2 separate regions of the Homo sapiens genome follow, and region 2 is linked to region 1. A link is a loop called in an ENCODE intact Hi-C map of the cell type or tissue named here. Cell type or tissue: mammary epithelial cell. All regions are shown on one strand. Each heading gives the region's core, and the rest is flanking DNA. Links, peaks and the distances in the headings are about the cores only.

Region 1 (10,767 bases), core at 1,720-9,719:
TGTCCAACAAGAGGATTGAACAAATTAGTAATTTTATAATCATGCTGTCATTAAAAACATTTTAGAGGAATATTAAATGACATAAGTGATCATATAATCTCAGCATTTTGGGAGACCGAAGTGGAAAGACTTTGAGACCAGCCTGAGCAATGTAGCAAAACCCCACCCCTATTTAAAAATTAACTAATTAATTAAAAAATAAATGATCATTAACTTTTTTTTTTTTTTTTGAGATGCAGTCTTGCTCCATCGCTCAGGCTGGAGTGCAGTGGCACCATCTCGGCTCACTGCAACCTCCGCCTCCTGTGTTCAAGCGATTTTCCTGCCTCAGACTCCTGAGTAGCTGGGATTACAGGCGCCCACCACCATGTCTGGATAATTTTTGTATTTTTAGTAGCGACAGGGTTTCGCCATGCTGGCCAGGCTGGTCTCGCACTCCTGACCTCAGGTGATCCGCCCGCCTCATCTTCCCAAAGTGCTGGGATTACAGGCATGAGCCACCATGCCCGGTCTGATCATTAAATTTTAAGCAGAAAATTCAAAATCAGATTCCAATTCTCAGGCCGGGTACAGTGGCTCAGGCTTGTAATTCCAGCACTTGGGGAGGCCAAGGCAGAAGGATCACTTGAGGCCAGGAGTTCAAGACCAGCCTGGCCAACATGGTGACTATGGCCAACATAGTCTCTACTAAAAATAAAAAAATTAGCCAGGCATGGTGGGTGCCTGTAATCCCAGCTACTAGCAAGGCTGAGGCAGGAGAATCGCTTGAACCTGGGAGGCAGAAGTTGCAGTGAGCTGAGAATGCGCCATGGCACTCCAGCCTGGGCAACAAGAGCGAAACTCCGTCTCAAAAAGAAAAAAAAAGAGAGAAAGTCCCGTTCTCTGTAATCCCGGTGCTTTGGGAGGCCAAGGTGGGAGGTTCACTTGAGGCCATGAGTTTAAGACCAGCCTGAGTAACATAGTGAGACCCCCAACTCTACGAAAAATAAAAATTAGCCAGGTGCAGTGGCTTGCACCTGTATTCCTAGCTACTCAGAAAGCTGAATACAAGAGTATCACTTAAGCCCAGGAGTTTGAGGCTGCAGTGAGCTATGATTGCATCACTGTACTCCAGGGTGGGTGACAGAGCAAGACCTCCTCTCTGAAAAATAAAAATAAAACCCCAAACCAAATATGGAAAAGGAGAAAACTAGAATAAATCCTGTGCTGCTGAACTGAAACTGGAGGTGCCAGTCTAAACTCCCAGATTTTAAAATGGGTGGATGAAGGGAGAGAGAGAGAGAGAGAGAAATAAACCATTTACTAGCTCTGTTTGCTGGGAGACCTCAGAAGCAATGATTTACCAGTAGCACTGAATATACCAGTAGTCCAGATCTTAGTTTCTAATACCACCATCCACTAAAAGGAACCAGGGAACCTTGGAGAAATGGGTGGCTTCCAGGCTGGATTAGAGGATAGTTAACAGATACGTCAGTTTACTCTCAAATATTTTCTACATATAATTAAGTCATTATATAATATATAGTACATATTGTAAGTATATATTAGGTGATATAGAGAACTATGTCATATATATTACATGCCAATATAATAGTCCTATCATATACCCATATCTGTCTATGGAAGTTCCTTGTGCTAGTCTTACAACTTTTCTGTAAGGCTGAAATTTACGAGGCTGGGTACGGTGGCTCACACCTGTAATTTCAGCAATTCCGGAGGACGAAGTGGGCAGATCACTTGAGGCCAGGAGTTTGAGACCGGCCTGGGCAATATGGCAAGACCTCATCTCTACAAAAAATACAAAAAATTAGCTGGGTGTGGTGGTGCATGCCTGTAGTCTCAGTTACTCAGGAGGCTGAGGTGGGAGAATCGCTTGAGCCTGGGAGGTCGAAGTTGCAGTGAGCCGAGATCACATCACTGCACTCCAGCCTGGGTGACAGAGCCAGACCCTGTCTCAAAAGAAAAAAAAAGAAAAAGAAAATAAATTATGTTAAAATAAAAAGTTATCAACCAACAACAGGAAAATCCCTTTGGCAGGCTTCCATTAGTAGAAGTGAGAAGGGTGGTCCTGTTCCCACCCCCAGCTCTCAGCCTGGCCCCACTCTGCCTAGAGGACAGTTCAGGAAGCCACGGGCTCCGAGGTCACCCTCCCCTGCTCACTCTGATCTCCATGCGGCTCAGCACACCCCCTCTTCCGTCCCTCTTCCTGTCCCTCCTCCACCCTCCGCCCTTCATCTGTGCTCTCTGGCATTCATGTCCCTCATCCGCAAAACCTCTGGCTCCCAACTTCTTTCAATTTCCCCACCTTGTGTACTCCCCTGAGGACACTGTTTTACTCAGAACCCCTCAGGGGTTGGTTGTTTCCTGTCCCCACACCTACCAGCCCTGGGGCAATTCTCCTTGCTCCATCTTGCCACATCAGGCCCTTCTCCCGCACTCTGCCCTAACTCCCCTTGTCCCCACCCCTAGCTTCCAATCTCGGCATAGACCAGCCCTGGCCAATAGAACTCTCTGTGATGACTGGAATGCTTTATAACGGCACTGCCCAATACGGAAGCCATTGGCCACATGTGCACCTGAAGGAGGCTGGAGAAACTAAGGAACAGTTTTACATTTCATTTAATTTTCATTACTTGATTTTTTTAAATTCATTAATTAGATAAGTTTATTTATTTAATTATTTTGGAGACAGAGTTTCGCTATGTGGCCTAGGCTGGAGTGCAGTGGTGTGATCTCACTGCAACCTCGGCATCCCAGGCACAAGCCATCCTCCCACCTCAGCCTCCCGAGCAGCTGGGACTATAGGCACATGCCACCACACCTGGCTTATTTTTGTATATTTTGGTAGAGACAGGGTCTTGCCACATTGCCTAGGCTGGTCTCAAACTTCTGAGCTCAAGCAATCCTCCCGCTTTGGCCTCCCAAAGTGTTGAGATTACAGGCTTGAGCCACTGTGCCTGGCCAATTAATTTAGTTTTTGAGACAAGGTCTCATTCTGTTGCCCAGGCTGGTGTGCAGTGGTGCAATCACAGCCCACTGCAGCCTTGTCCTCCTGGGCTCAAGTGGTCCTCCCATCTGAGGCCTCTCCTGAGTAGCTGGTACCACAGGGGCACGCTACCAGGCTCAGCCTTAATATTTGCATTAATTTAAATTGACTACACGGATGGTGCTACTGTGTTGGGCAGCGACGTGTGGACAAACCGCCCTTTACCCTTCTTTTTATGGTGACCTGCAGACCCCCAAGTTCCTCCCTCTCATTCTAGTCCCCTTCTCCCCATCACTGTTCCCATCCTTACTTATGGGTGGTTTTTTTTTTTGTTTTTGTTTGTTTGTTTGTTTGAGACAGGGTCTTGCTCTGTCACCCAGGATGGAATGCAGTGGCAGGATCATGGCTCACTGCTGCAGCCTCGACCTTCTAGGCTCAAGTGATCCTCCTCCCACCTCAGCTTCCTGAGTGGCTGGGACCACATATAGGTGCATACCCCTACACCTGACTAACCTACTTATGTCTTCTTTTTTTTAATGGAGCAGGGTCTCACTATGTTGCCTAGACTGGTTTTGAATTTCTGGGGTCAAGCAATCCTTCTGCCTTGGCCTCCCAAAGTGCTGGAATTACAGGCATAAGCCAGGGCACCTAGCCTATTTATAACTTTTATTTTAAGTTCAGGGGTACATGGCCGGGCACGGTGGCTCACACCTATAATCCCAACACTTTGGGAGGCCAAGGCAGACAGATCGCTTGAGTTCATGAGTTTGAGACCAGCCTCTGGACAACATAGTGAGACCACGTCTGAAAAAATAAAATAATTTTTTAAAATGTTTTAATTAAAAAAAAAAATCAAGTCAGCTCAAGCATGACCTGCCCTTGAAACCATTCTTGATCCTCATTTGGGCTTCCGCCCCTGGCATCTCCCATCCCTCTATCACAGCTTTAGTGCCTGATCCCAAAGTCCTGGATTCCTCATCTGTCTGATCTCACACTGCGAGCTACTAGAGGGCACTCCCTTCCTCAGCTCTATATTAATGCCCAGCACCACGCCTGGCATAAAGTAGGTTGTCGGCAAATGTTTGGTTAATATGTGAATTCTTATAATTATTTTGATAAACATTGTGATTTTTAATTCTTTAGTAAGTATATCAAATGTTTAACTATTTGGAAAATATATATTGCTCATTGCCATAAATAATATGCGCTTAATTTGCCAATAGTTGATAAACATTGCAGAAACTTAAAATTCAGAGAACACACACTGTGATTAATAACTTTAGAGGTCAGTAATGTCCAATTCTCAGAAGAATACTTGTCCTTTTTTGTTTATGTTTTTTTGTTTTTTTGTTTTTGAGACAGAGTGTTGCTCTGTCGCCAGGCTGGAGTGCAGTGGCGCGATCTCAGCTCACTGCAACCTCCGCCTCCCTGGTTCAAGCGATTATCCTGCCTCAGCCTCCCTAGTAGCTGGGATTACAGGCGCCTGCCACTGTGCCCAGCTAATTTTTGTATTTTTAGTAAAGACAGGGTTTCACCATGTTGGCCAGGCTGGCCTTGACCTCCTGAGCTCAAGTGATCCACCCATCTCAGCCTCCCAAAGTGCTGGGATTACAGGCGTGAGCCACAGTGCCCAGCCCCCATCATTTTCTTAAAGAGGTTTTCAAGATCCCACTTATGTTCATGGTTTCACCTATGAACATTTATGCTAATGTGAGTGACCTCCTTCGCTCTCCCCTGGGATTTATTTGGCGGGAGTAGCACACTGATAGATGGATGGAATACAGCATCAGGAAATAACAGCATCTTTTCTTTTCAGCACACATCATTTTTAAGGTGTATCCACTTGGGAAATGGGTGCTATGAGAATAGGGAATTTTGGATTTGAATATTGTGAAGGAATAATGGTTCTCAACCACACAAAAGCCATGGAATAACAGCACTGGTTTTCTCCAGGTATCCTGTTTGGTGGAAGCCTGCTGAGTCTATTGGCAGAGGGAAGCCATTGCAACTTATGACAGCATACAAGGTAGGACTTTTGAGATGTCAGTAGAAACAGGGGAGCACTGGTCCCTTCCTAGGAGGGGCAGAGGGTGTCAAAGGCATCTGTGGGTCTGGGTTGGGTGCGAGCCTGAGCCTCGTGAGCATTGTGGAAGTTGCCCAAGAATGTGGAGTTTGATGCGGGGGGGCCCTCATGTTGTAGACCATACCTCCCGTCTGCTTCCCGGGAACCTCTGCTTCTTCCCAATCTGCCTTTGTCCTCCCTAGATCCTAAAGCCCTGCAGCTCCCTGGAGCCATCTTCTGGAGTAAACAGACTCTGCAACATCATCCACTTGCCTCCACCCCCTGCCATAGCCCTCACCTGAGGATGCTGTGGGCAACTGCAGGTCTCCGCCCTCCAGGCTGCTGCTGCCAGACCCCGATACCTCCACACTTGTGTAGAAGCCCCTGCTCCCCAGGGCTCCTGCCATCCTGCTGAACACCCTCTGCCCCTCCTAGGAAGGGAGCAGAGAAAGTCATGTGTGTCTGCAACGATGGGTTCGCAGGAGATGGTCAGATCCACTAGGGAAGCATCTGCATCTGCCTGGCTCACCACATGGTAAAGCTAATAAACAGTAACTATTTCCCCGAATGAACAAATGAACGATGAATGAATGAATGTTAACACCTGCCCACTCCCCATTGCGCGGTGAATACTCAGGCATCTAGCTTTAGAGCAGTATTTCGCTCCAGCCCAAGAAGGGTGGCTTCAGTGCCCCGTGGAGGACACCGGATGGCCGCCTCTGTGCACCTTCACTTCCTCCACTCCAAGGCCTTCCCTTTTCTCTCCCTTCAGGTGCCCACTCCTGTGCCACACCCTGTACCTTGTCATCACCTGAAACTGCTCCGCCCCTGAAATCTTGAATACAAGTACCCCACCTCCATCCCCCATGCCTGCCTCCCACCACACCTTCCCCTTAACTCACACACCGCCTCTGCTCCCTGCCACCCCATCACCTCCTCCTGGTCCTGTTTCTCTTCCAGCCAAGCCTGAACCCCAGGCTGCCTGAACCTCCCTCTCATCAGCACCTTTCCTTCTCTGTGCCTCACCTTGTTTCAGCAGAACCCCAGCCTAGCTCAGCATTTTTTTTTTTTTTTTGAGACAGGGTCTTCCTCTGTCACCCAGGCTGGAGCACAGGACTCAAGGGATTCTCCCACCTCAGCCTTCTGAGTACCTGGGGTTACAGGCACCTTGCCTGCCTATTTTTTTTATTTTTTGTAGAGATGGGGGTCTCACTATGTTGCCTAAGCTGGTCTCGAACTCCTGGCCTCAAATGATGCTTTCACCTCAGCCTCCTAAAGTGCTGGGATGACCGGCGTGAGCCGCTGTGCCTGGCTACATTTTTTGTTATATCACAATATCACCCTCTCCCAAGGTTGCCTCTTTCTTCTTAGCTCAGGGGATGCAGCACCTGTGGTTCAAGGTCATTACCACCTCCTGTTTGGACACAGAATCCTCCCCAGCTCCCCATCAGCTATCTCCTCATTTTCTTTTATCTTCAGACTCATTAGATTGACCCCTCCCCTCAGCTGGCAAACATGCACCACTGCCTTCTGTCCTAACGCCCATCCTCCTTGGTCCCTGATGCCCATCAGCCGTCATCTAATCTCTCTCCTTCCCTGTGCATCTCACCTCCTCAGAAGGGAGGCCTCATCACAGTCGTCAGCACCTGCCTGCACATACATGCACTCCCCTGACAGGGGAGGACCTACCTGCACGTGCATCAGGCTCATGGCTGGGGAGAGCCAGGAAAACAGGACAGACAAGGCCGCCGACCTCCTGAAGCCTACATTCCAGTGCAGAAGGGAGGAAATCGGCAAGCAGATAGGTAACTAAAAATGAGAAGCGCACACATTCTTTTAAAGTCCTATGAAGAAGATAAAAAGAGGCAACGAGACTGAGCAGGCGGGACATGGGGTCTCACACCTGTAATCCCAGCACTTTGGGAGGCCAAAGTGGGGAAGGGTGGGACATCATTTGAGACCAGCATGGGCAACATAGTGAGTCCCCATCTCAAAAAAAAAAAAAAAAGAGAGAGAGAAAGAGACTGACAGAAACTGAGAAAATGCACTTCAGTGAGTGTTCTTTCTGAAGCAACAACAGTGCCTGAAAGTTTATTTCTTTATTTATTTTTGAGACAGAGTTTTACTCTTGTTGCCCAGGCTGGAATGCAGTGGCACGATTTCGGCTCACTGCAACTTCCGCTTCCCAGGTTCAAGCGATTTTCCTGCCTCAGCCTCCTCAGGAACTGAGATTACAGGTGCTCGTCACCACACCCAGCTAATTTTTGTATTTTCAGTAGAGATGGGGTTTCACCATGTTGGTCAGGCTGGTTTCAAACTCCTGACCTCAGGTGATCCACCCACCTCGGCCTCCCAAAGTGCTATGATAACAGGCGTGAGCCACTGCCCCCGGTCTAGTGCCTGAAAGTTTGGAATGATCCAGATATGTAAGGAGTGGAGGGAAGAGCATGAGGGGCCCTGGGAACAGAAAATGCAGTGCCCAGGGCTAAGAAACCGCATGGCTTAGGGAAAGCAAGTGCGGGTGGGTGCCACGCCCTCCTCAGCCCTCCACAGCCTGGTTTCTTCCCCTGCCACTGCCTTGGAAGCCACACTCTTCTCCTTTGTGAGCCCAGTGAGAGGGCTCTGCCATATTGATTAGTCCTCCCTGCTCTATTTCTCCTTCCTTGATCTTCTCTTCCGGAGCCACCCCCTCTTGTGACTTCCATGACTCAGAGCACCCCCACCCTCCCTGCATCCGTGCCCACTCCCTGCCTGGCTCCTTTCCCGTGCTGGTTGCCTGACTGCCCTTCAGGTGTGCTTGACCTGAGTCTCCATTCTCGCCCACTGCTCCCTCACTCCACACCAGAGGGTCAGAACATTTTCTGGGGTCATAGACTCCTTTGATTCTCTGCTGGTCACTCTTCCCAGAAAAAAATAAGTGCACATAATACATACATATGATTTTTTCCATACAACATCATGAAGGGGTTTGAGGGTCCCCCTAAGTGTCGTGAACTCCAAATTAAGAAGCTTCATTTCTACATTGTCCCAGAAAGATTCCATCTATTTTCACAGTACTATCTGTTTATAGCTTTTTAAAGTTGAAAACTGCACTGTAATTCCAGCACTTTGGGAGGCCAAGGCGGGCAGATCACTTGAGGTCATGAGTTTGAGACCAGCCTGGGCAACACGGTGAAACCCCGTCTCTACTAAAAATACAAAAATTAGCCGGGCGTGGTGGCAGGCACCTGTAATCTCAGCTACTCGGGAGGCTGAGGCAGGAGAATCACGTGAACCAGGAAGGCGGAAGTTGTAGTGAGCTGAGATCACGCCACTGCACTCCAGCCTGGGTGACAGAGTACGACTCCGCCTCAAAACAAAACAAAACAAAAAGACCCTGAAAATTCAGGTGGGTAGGGATGAATGGGCAGACACAGAAGATCTATATGATACTGTCATGGTGGATACATGTCATCGTATATTTGTCACAGCCACAGAATATATAGCACCAAGAGTGAAACCTGATGTAAACTGTGGCCTTCGGGTGATAATGACTTGTCAGTGTAGGTCCCTCCACTATAGCAAATGTGTCACTCTGGTGGATGGTGTTGATCAAGGGGGAGGCTGTGAGTGTGTAGGGGTAGTGGGTATATGGGACATCTCTTGAGAACCTTCTGCTCAATTTGCTCTGAAGAACAAAGCTCTAAAACTGCTCTAAAAAATAAAGTCTGACCAGGCACGGTGGCTCACGCCTGTAATCCCAGCACTTTGGGAGGCCAAGACAGGCGGATCGCCTGAGATCAGGAGTTTGAGACCAGCCTGGCCAACATGGTGAAACCTCATCTCTACTAAAATTACAAAAATTAGCCGGGTGCGGTGACAGGCACCTGTAATCCCAGTTACTTGGGAGGCTGAGGCAGGAGAATCACTGGAACCTGGGCGGCGGAGGCTGTAGTGAGCCGAGATTGCACCATCGCACTCCAGCCTGGGCAACAAGAGCGAGACTTCATCTAAAAATAAAAAAATTTTTAAAAAGCCTGTTATTTTAAAAATGAATCATATGTAGGAAAGAGAACAAATTACATGTATGAAGCTTGACAGATCATAAGTGGGGATTCCCATGAAGCCACCACCCAGGTCAAAAATGAGCCCTGAATGTGACCAGAAGCCCCCTCTTGCCCTCTGCCAGTCACTATCCTTGCCCACCCCCCAAGGAATCTACCATGCTGACCTGCACACCAGTGACCAGTTCTGCCTGTCATAAGTAGAATCATCTGCCGTTGGCTCTTCCATTCACCTGGCTTCGTCTGTTATGCTTGTGAGATTCTACTTTCTTGGCCGTAGCAATTGTTCTTTCTCATCCACTGCTGTCCAGTATTCATTGTCTGATGTCCCATAGTGTGTTTTGATGGACTTCTGTTTCAAGTTCTAGGCTATATTGAATAATGCTATTGTGAGCATTCTCGTACGTGTCTTTTGAGCATTCTTGTACGTGACTTTTGGTGAACATAAGTACACATTTCTTTTCTTTCTTTCTTTCTTTCTTTTTTTTTTTGTTTGAGGCGTAGTTTTGCTCTTGTTGTCCGGGCTGGAGAGCAATGGTGTGATCTTAGCTCACTGCAACATCTACCTCCTGGGTTCAAGCGATTCTCCTGCCTCAGCCTCCGGAGTAGCTGGGATTACAGGCATGTGCCACCATGCCCGGCTGATTTTTTATATTTTTAGTAGAGACAGGGTTTCTTCATGTTGGTCAGGCTGGTCTCGATCTCCTGACCTCGTGATCTGCCTGCCTCAGCCTCCCAAAGTGCTGGGATTACAGGCATAAGCTACCGTGCCCAGACACACATTTCTTTATTTTTAATTTTTAAATATTTTTTAGAGACAGGTGGAGTACAGTGGCTATTCACAGGTGCCATCATAGCACACTACAGCCTCAAACTCCTGACCTCAAGTGATCTTCCTGCCTCAGCTTCCTATGTAAGCTGAGACTACAGGCACATGCTACTGTGCTGGACTGTACATATTTCTTTTTCTTTTTTCTTTTTCTTTCTTTCTTTCTTTTTTTTTTTTTTTTTTGTGAGACAGAGTCTCACTCTGTCGCCCAGGCTGGAGTGCAGTGGCACAATCTCAGCTCACTGCAACCTCTGCCACCCAGGTTCAAGTGATTCTCCTGCTTCAGCCTCCCGAGTAGCTGGGATTATAGGTGACTGCCATCGCGTCTAGCTAATTTTTGTATTTTTAGTAGAGACGGGATTTCACCATGTTGGCCAGGCTGGTCTTGAACTCCTGACCTCGTGATCCACCCGCCTCAGCCTCCCAAAGTGCTGGGATTACCGGTGTTAGCCACCACACTGGGCCAGCTGTACATTTTTCTGTTGAGTGTGTATTTAGGAGCGGAATTGCTGGGTCATAGGAGATACATATGTTCAACATAGGTAGATAATTCCAAATAGCTTTCCAAAGTGATCGTACTCATTCACACACCCACCAGCAATGTGTGAGTACATCTCCATCCTTACCAACACTTGGTATTGCCAGAATTTTTAACTTTCACCATTCAGGTATGTGTGTAATGACAGCTGGTTGTGGTTTTAATTTTTATTTCCCCAATGACTAATCATGTAGAGGACATTTTTTATGTGCTAATTGTTATTAATACACTAATATACTTTTTATTGGATTGCTTTTATATTATTGAGTTGTAGGAATTCTTTATATATATCCTGGATACTAGTCCTTT
Region 2 (8,000 bases), core at 1-8,000, 67 kb before region 1:
TTCGAAGGCGTTTCCTCTGATTCCACTTTCATAAAAATCTGTAAGAATTACGTATCTATTCATAAAAAAACAACAAAACCTACACCTAAAAGGGCACCCACTGGGACGCTGGCAGTGTTCTCTCCTGGTGTTAAAATTAAAATTACAGGAGATTTTTACTCACTCTGCTTACCTAGAGTTGCCAGGTTTCCCACAGTGAAGTTTTTTTTTTTTTTTTTTTTCTATAGCCGGAGTTTCTCTTGTTGCCCAGGCTCGAGTGCAGTGACGCGATCTCGGCTCACTGCAACCTCCGGCTCCGAGGCTCAAGTGATCCTCCCACCTCAGCCTCCCAAGTAGCCAGTACTACAGGCCCATGCCACCACACCCGGCTAATTTTTGTATTTTTAGTAGAGGTGGGGTTTCACCATGTTGGCCAGGCTGGTCTCGACAGTCCATGACAAGGGCATATATATATATATATACATACATATATATATATATTTTTTTTTTTATTAGGCAAAGGCCGGGCATGGTGGCTCGCGCCTGTAATCCCAACATTTGGGAGGCCAAGGTGGGCGGATCATCTGAGGTTAGGAGGAGCTCAAGACCATCCTGACCAACATGGTGAAACCCCGCCTCTACTAAAAATATAAAAAAATTAGCCGGGCGTGGTGGCGGGCACCTGTCATCCCAGCTACTAGGGAGGCTGAGACAGGAGAATCTCTTGAACCTGAGAGGTGGAGGTTTCAGTGAGCCAGGAACATGCCATTGCACTCTAGCCTGGGCGACAAGAGTGAAACTCCATCTCAAATAAAAAAAAAAAAGGCAAAATAAGCTTTGTTGTTGTTGGTGTGGTTTTGGTTTTCTCTCTGGACTGCCTTGAGGGGTGCGGCTTCCAGGCTGAGGACGGAGGCAGCCCGAGAGCGCCTTCCAGGAGCCACTCGGGCCCTGCGGGCTTCACGAGGGTGGGGACAGGAGCCAGCCAGAGGGTCCACAAGGGCATGCAGGTAGGGCAGCTGGGGAGAACCCAGGTGACACTTGCCCCAAGTGTAGCAGGAACGGAGGGAGCAGACAGCAGGGGACACAGGGCTGAGGGGAGGGTGTACTTGACTCGGAATTGAGCGTGTTGCCAACAGCCACAGTCTCAGAAAGGAGACGGGTGGAGGATGGAGAGAAGGCAGGAGCTGGGGTGCCCCGATAGCTCCCCCAGACCCTGCCCATCCTCAGGACAGTCCCAGCCGGGGCATCACTGCCACGCACCTGAGCACGGACTCCACAAACACTCTCAGGGCCTTGATGTGGATCCAGGCAATGAAGGCTTCACTGAAGTTCACCTTGAGCCAGCGCAGCAGGGGGCCCTGCAAAGACAGAAGAGCCAGGTGACCCCTGCTGAACACCCCGCCTGACACAGAGCCAAGAAAGGACTTGGGTTTTGACAGAGCACGCCCTGAGCTGAGAAGAAGTGCCCAGGAGCCAGAAGCAGAGAGTCGGTCAGACCAGCCCTGGGTCAGGCTCAGGACCTCGAGGTCCAGGGCACCTGGTGCCGGGGAAGCTCAGCGGGCCAGCCACCCGGTGCATGCACGGGGCCACCACAGACCGCAGCGCGGGGAGCTGGGCAGCCCCTGACCTTGGGGCTTTCAGCAGGCAGCCAGGGGCTTCTGCCTGACACTGTGCAGCCAGGGAGCCCACCTTCTCAGAGGCTCTGCCCCCAGGGTCCTGGCATCATCCACAGCAGCCGCCTCCCCTCACAGCCCCACCTCACGTGGCCACAGCAGCAGCCACTGATGCCGGTGTGGCAGGTCTTCCTGGGAGCTCAAGAGTCTTGGAGCAAGAGCCCCGAGCTCCCGCCTGACACTGCAGCTGCCCACAAAGGTCAGGGGTGGGTTCAGCAAGGGCAGCCAAGGGAGGAGAGCTGAGCTGCCAACCACCACCCCAGCCAGGGCCCTGCCCGTCCCAGCTCCAGCCACCTCCAGCCAGGCGCCCGGGGAGAGGCGCCCTGGCCGACAAGCACCCTTCACTGCTGGCGGGGGCAGCTCCAAAGAGGCCCTGCAGATTAGGAGGAAGGCATGATTCCGGCTCCTCAAATTTAAGACCTCAAAAGCCATATTAGAGAACAGAAAAATGCAAGGATTCATTTTCCCAGAAGGCGCCTGAGCTGGCGAGGAGATGTGAGCCAGGGACCCCGGGGTTCCCGGGGCGTTGCTTACCTCACCCTCGCCCTCACTCTCTCTCTCTCTGTCGGTCTGCCCCGCAGCAGGCCTATCAGGGTTACCTAGCGGGGTTACCTTAACCTTGTGGTCCGGGAAGGTGGATGATCCCTTTTTAAGAGCAACACAGGAAGTTTGCTAAAGGCACAGAAATGATTTATTAATCTTTCAGCAAACATGCATCACAAACAAATAAATCATTCTCATCGCCTGAAAGGCACGCGAGAGCAAGCTCAGGAATTCAGGCCCACCCTCGGGACTCGCGTGCTGGCTAGACTAGAGATGTGGTAGGTGCCCACCGGGCTCCTGGAGTGGTGAAGGCAGAGAGAAGGGCAGTGTTAAGGTCTTTGGGTTCCATATTCCAAGCACAGAGCCGATCTCTGGCAGAGGGGTCAGCCCTGAGCTCCCTCCCCTTGCTTGGGCTCAGCCAGGACCCCCATCGCAGGCCGACCAGGACAGCACCGGGAGGCGTTAGTGGAAACGGCTCTCTGCGCTCTGTCAAGGTGGCTCCACCATGCCCAGCCACAGATGCCTTCCTGGCATTCGGGGGGCACCTCGGCATGCAGAGTGCAGGAGATGAGTTGGGCATGCAGTTAGGACACTCACCCTTTCCCATTCTGTCTCTGCAAACAGGTGGGAAACACAGGGACATCCCACTCTGCTCTCAAAGTACACTCAAACCCCAGGGCCTGGTCTGTCCCTCTGGTTGATGAGTGACAAAAAGGATGCAAGACGTTTGGTCATGCACTTCTAGATAGGCCAGAGGGGGCCAGATTCTCAGGAGGCCAGTGGGACTACCCAAGCTGAGAGTGCCTCCACCTCCCGCCCACAGAGAGACCCTGGCAGGGCCCCCAGGGTGGTGTGGGCGAAGGCTACGCCATGTAAAATACGCCAGCTGGCAACCTGAGCCCCACGTGGCAGGCGGCAGGCTCCTGTGTGTCACCCTGTTCCCCGGGGGTCTGGCAGGCCTGGGCCAGTGCCCAGGTGGGTGCCAAAGGCCCTGCTTCGCCACCTGTCCCCCAGCAGGGCCTCCCTGGTGTGGAGGCTGCCACGGTCTAGCCCCGTCCAGAGATACTGCGCAGGGGGTTGGGACCAGGACTGAATCGAGCTGGGAAAAAGCCTGGCTGAAGAGAACAGCCAGGGCGTGCCCAGGTAGCGAGGGTTTCAGGTGAGCTGAGCCTAAGGAAGAAAACACTTTGGAGCTCAGCTTTCACTGGGGAAAATCTTTCCTGCCTGGTGTCTGGGTCTGTGGGCCCTGCTCTGAAGACTGGAGCATCCAAAGGGCTGGGGGTCCCCAGCTCCAGCTCGGCTCCTCGTCCTCAGGAGGCGACACCCTCCCCGCAGGCTCAGCCGGAGCCCAGCAGCGTCTGGCTCTGAGGTGTGTCTCACTTGCTGTGCACACACAGGTCCACACACACACTCATACATGCACGTGCGCGCGCACACACACACACACGTGTGTGAGCGCCCTGTGCTATTTCGGAGGAGGAGGGTGAAAAACCCCCTATATAAACTTGTATATTATCAGCTGTTGTTTCCTCCCTAAAGGGAAACAGACCAGACCAGAGGGGCTCCGAGAACCCCACTACGGGGGCTCCGTGGCTGGGCTCGCTTGTGACGGGGTGGCTGCTCATCCCCAGTCCCTGCAAAAAGGTCGCTGACAGACAGGCCAGGTCCCCAGGAGCCCGGAGCACACACTTGGCAGCACGGACACTGGGAGCACTCCCAGCCTGCCCGCGGCCACGGCGCTCCTCCCCATGGGAGTCCTCACAGTGCTGTGTTCACACAGTGACTTTCCCCCAAAGGCCTCAAGAACTTTCTACTCATTCCTCCTGCCCTGTCACTAGAGGCTGGACTGGAAGGTGCTCACGGAACCCTCCCTGGTGGGCATGAGGAAGAAGGGTCCCAAAAACATTCCACCCAGACAGGCTCCTTCCAAGTTGCCCAGCCTAGCCCAGCATCGCAGCAGGAGAACCTGAGTATGGAAGGTGCCCACTTCCCGGAGCGGTGGAGGGACCTTCCCAAAGCTCTCCTGCTCACAATTCAAACGTGAGCATCTAGTTTTGCTCCCTGGTGAGCTACGCTGTCCTCCTCCGTGAAGGGTTTCTGAGTGGCTGTGGTCGGAAGTCTCCAGATAAGCACCCTCTCCGCACTAAGGACACGGGAGGTAAATACAGGGGCTAGTGGCGCCCTGGAAACCTCACGGCTGCAATCTCCAAGGCCCAGCACTGCCCACCCTGCACACAGATGCTCCCGCCTGGAGCCCACGTGCCTTGCTCAGTCCAAGGAAGGCCTGGCAGGGTCCTCTGGCCAGCTTGCCTCTCAGAGCCTCAGTTTCTCCATACTGTGGAGCTAGCAACCCCTTCCTGGCAGGGCGGTGCTCAGGACCAGTGAGAACACATGTGGAAAGCGCCAGCTTGGGTGGGCCCCCGGCTCCCGCCCCCAGCTCCACCGCCTGGGCTCCTTTGTGCTCACCGCCCCTCCCCCCAGACCCTGCTCAGGCGTCCCATGAGAACAGACGGTCCCCATGGTGTGAGCCCAGGAGCCTGGGGACAATGAGAGGGAGGAGGGAGAGCTGGAGACCTGGGAGGACTCTTCTATCCCCAGGCCTCCGGGTAGGGGCGGGAGGAGCTGCTCAATCACATACTCACATACTGTTGCTTCTTATCAGACAGCAATCTGGCCATCTCCTCCCTTTCCCTTTCAATTTCCTTCTCATCATAGTAAAATTCACGAACAGTGAACCTTAAAACAAGCAAATCATGGGTTTTCACTCAGAAGCTTTCCAGAGGGGCAGAGACCCCCCGCAGCGGGAGATGAACCAAACCTGGAGGACCCTTACTTGTTTTCTTTGGCCTTGGTTTTGAAATCTTCAATCACTTTTCGAAACAGAGTCACAGTGAAAAGGCCCCCTTCCTTGTCCTCAGTAATGAGTCTGTTGGAGAGAAGCATCTGTTGGCTGGACTCACTGCTAGGCCTTGTGCGGGAGTGGGGCTCAGAGGCCCCGGGCCTGGTGGCCTGCACCTGGGGTCCATGGCAGCAGCTGAGGGCTGGGGAACCAAGGACACTCCCTGAGATTTCCTAACTCCTGGCTGCCTGCCCTTCCCTCCTGCCCCTTCCACACCCCTCCAGGCTAAGGCCTCAGGGGGCCTCGGGGTGCAGGGAGTGTAGGGGCCTGGGCTTTAGCTCCCGCTTATCAAATTCCTGAGAGACCAAGCCCTCCTGGGCCTCCGTCACCACAGCTGGCACAGGGTGTCCCTGGCTCTGACGTGCTGCCTGATAGTAAAGCAGAGTGGTGGAAACTATCCTACAAGGTCCATTTCACTTCCAATATCACAAAGTCCTAATGGGACACAGCCTCCCAAGCAAGTCTCAACACAGGACCACTGGGGCCACTGTCTCTAGCAACTCAGGAATTCTTGGGGCCAGGAGTCTAAGCATCTCTGAGTCCTATTGGCCAGAAGACTGGAAGTGGGAGCCCTCAGGCCCAGACACGATCTCACAGCATGCTGGCATGCTGGCAGGGTCACCCTTCCTGTTTCTCAGAGCCCATGCCCATAGGGGCTGCCGCCAGACTCCAGGTATTTCCAGAGTCATCTGTGCAGGCTTTCAGGTGGCCTGTGACAATGAAGGGCCTGAGGCTCTGGTCTGGGAGGCCAGGCCACCTACCAAGGCAGCCGGCCCTGTCAAGGATCCCCGGCTCTTGGCCTTTAAGAGCAGTGAATGCTCCTGCCAGCACACTGGCTTCAAGGGCCAGCTCCTCTGCTCCAGAGCCTTGCTCCTCTTCCCTGCCTCCCCTGTAACCTCGGGCTGTGATTGTCCTGTTCCTTGCACCCTTCAATTTAGATCCCGATTGCCATCTCGTAGCCCTGGGAGATCCCCGTCCCCCAGCAGGGGCCCCAGGGCAGAGGCCTTGCACCGGGAGTTCTGTGTGTGGGGAGTCAGATGAACAGGCTGGCTGCCTGACGCGCATTCTAAAACCTCTTCAAATTACAAACCTTCTCGGCCATACAAAAAGGTACAGAGGAAAATGAGTACCAAGCTGGGTGTGGTGGCTCACACGTGTAATCCTAGCACTTTGGGAGGCTGAGGCAGGCGGATCACCTGAGGTCAGGAGTTCGAGACCAGCCTGGCCAACACAGTGAAACCCCATCTCTACCAAAAATACAAAAATTAGCTGGCCGTGTTGGTGCACGCCTATAATCCCAGCTACTTGAGAGGCTGAGGTAGAAGAGTTGCTTAAACCCGGAAGGCGGAGGTTGCAGTGAGCTGAGCTCGGGCCACTGCACTCCAGCCTGGGCAACAGAGTGAGACTCCATCTCAAAAAAAGGAAAACGCGCAGCTTTGGATCAGCCACCCAAAACCAAAGTTCCAGCAGGTGAAAGCCCACATGCCCCTACCCCACTATGTGCCACTCACTCCATCCTGAGCCACTACCATCCTGAGTGTGGCCTTCCTGCCCGTGACCCATCCCCACAATTCCTTGTGCACCTGTGTGTGCCCGAGTCACGCCCATTTCACATCCATTTCAGACCCTCTGCTCCTCTGCAGCTGCCTTTCCCCTTCATCCCTCCTGACACACAGGGCCTGGCATCCTTGGTTCCCCCGCCATGCAGTGTCCCGTGATGGACAGTCTGTAACCCGCTCTCCTCCTGTCACTGTGACAGGACCCACTGGCTACTGCTGCTCTGGCCCCTGCAGGCCACACGCTGAGGCCGCTTTCCCTCCCGGCTCCCGCTGTGGCCGTTCACTGGGCAGCCACTTAGGCCAGGGCTGGCTTCCCCCTCTGGCAGGGAAGAATTGACGCTGAGCCGAGAACACAGAGCCAGAATGCAGCAGAGGCAACGGCGTGGAGAGGCTGCTCGGCCAGGTGGGGCCAGGGCAGCCTTCCCAGGGCAGGGGCAGGGAAGTGAAGTTTTGAAAGAGGAAGGCACTCTGGCATGTGACAAGGTGGGCGACCCTGACAGAATTCCAGGCCAAGGGACAGGAGAGGGCCCAGGTGTGGAAAGCTGGGGAGCCTCACACCCTCGGGGCATGTTTGGTGGTTGGGTGCCCTGAAGCACCCACACATGTACCCCAGGGGCCCTGGGACCAAGCTGGGGTCTCACTTACTTGGTTGATCGAGGGACCACCATGTCTGAGAGAGATTCGTAGGTTTTTTGCCATTGTGAGTAGTTTGGTCTGCAAGAACATAGAATCGTTACGTGATTTTTTGCAGAAAAGGCTCGTGGGTGTCCTGAGTGCCTAGGAAGCTGCACACCCCTTTTCCTGAAGGCCTGAAGGTGAGCAGGGATGGGGTCAGAGGGAGCCCTCACCTCCCCTGAGGTCTGCTGTTCCCATGGGGAATCCCCTGCCCAGCCTCCACAGGGTACCCACAGAAGTCCCTTTGTGAAGAGCTATGGATACACTTGGGGCTCGCTAATAACCATCTAATCCGGGCCCCGTGTGACCTTGGACAAGCTAACCGACCTCTCCAGCCTCAGGACAATGGGAATCACCAGACTTCCCAGGCCTTTGGTGAGGATGAAATAAAATAATGTCGACCACACATTGGGTATATAGCAAGTGCTCAATAAATGGCTGCTTCTATCGTGGCCACAACCACCATCACCCAACCACTGTCCCTACTGACAGCCGCAGGCAGGGCCCCATGAAGGAATGACTGCTTCCCGAGAACTGGGGCTGGGCAGGGAGCATCCTCGTCCACACTGCCCAAGTCACCAACGGGTCCACCTTCCTCTCCACTGGGCAGGGCCGGTTTCCTTCGTGATCGCCCAGCACTCACTTGGGGACGATGACCAGAAGTGTGACGAG

What was found. Hi-C counts contacts between places; a loop is a spot of excess contacts. Peaks named below come from ENCODE experiments on the same cell type or tissue, not always from the same donor. Only the 100,000 strongest peaks of a DNase experiment are listed, where the experiment ranks them.
Region 2: a loop joins it to region 1, with 2.2 times the contacts of the local background. A loop is called at or near these places in 7 of 110 quality-filtered maps.

The regions. Positions count from the first base shown.
Region 1 is chr2:10,704,037-10,714,803 of GRCh38, reverse strand. No RefSeq gene overlaps it. Among named protein-coding and RNA genes, the nearest start is that of ATP6V1C2, 12 kb to the left of the region's middle. In mammary epithelial cell, for the core only: a CTCF peak has its summit at 5,282 (motif pointing left); no DNase peak of the experiment used is centred there.
Region 2 is chr2:10,771,909-10,779,908 of GRCh38, reverse strand. ATP6V1C2 (ATPase H+ transporting V1 subunit C2) reads right to left here. Exons shown (of 14, transcript NM_001039362.2): 7 at 7,972-8,000; 8 at 7,299-7,367; 9 at 5,029-5,121; 10 at 4,838-4,931; 11 at 2,187-2,324; 12 at 1,240-1,337. It overlaps LOC105373428 (a long non-coding RNA gene), which reads left to right and starts at 6,506. Exons shown (of 3, transcript XR_922797.4): 1 at 6,506-7,468. In mammary epithelial cell, for the core only: no CTCF peak of the experiment used is centred there; no DNase peak of the experiment used is centred there.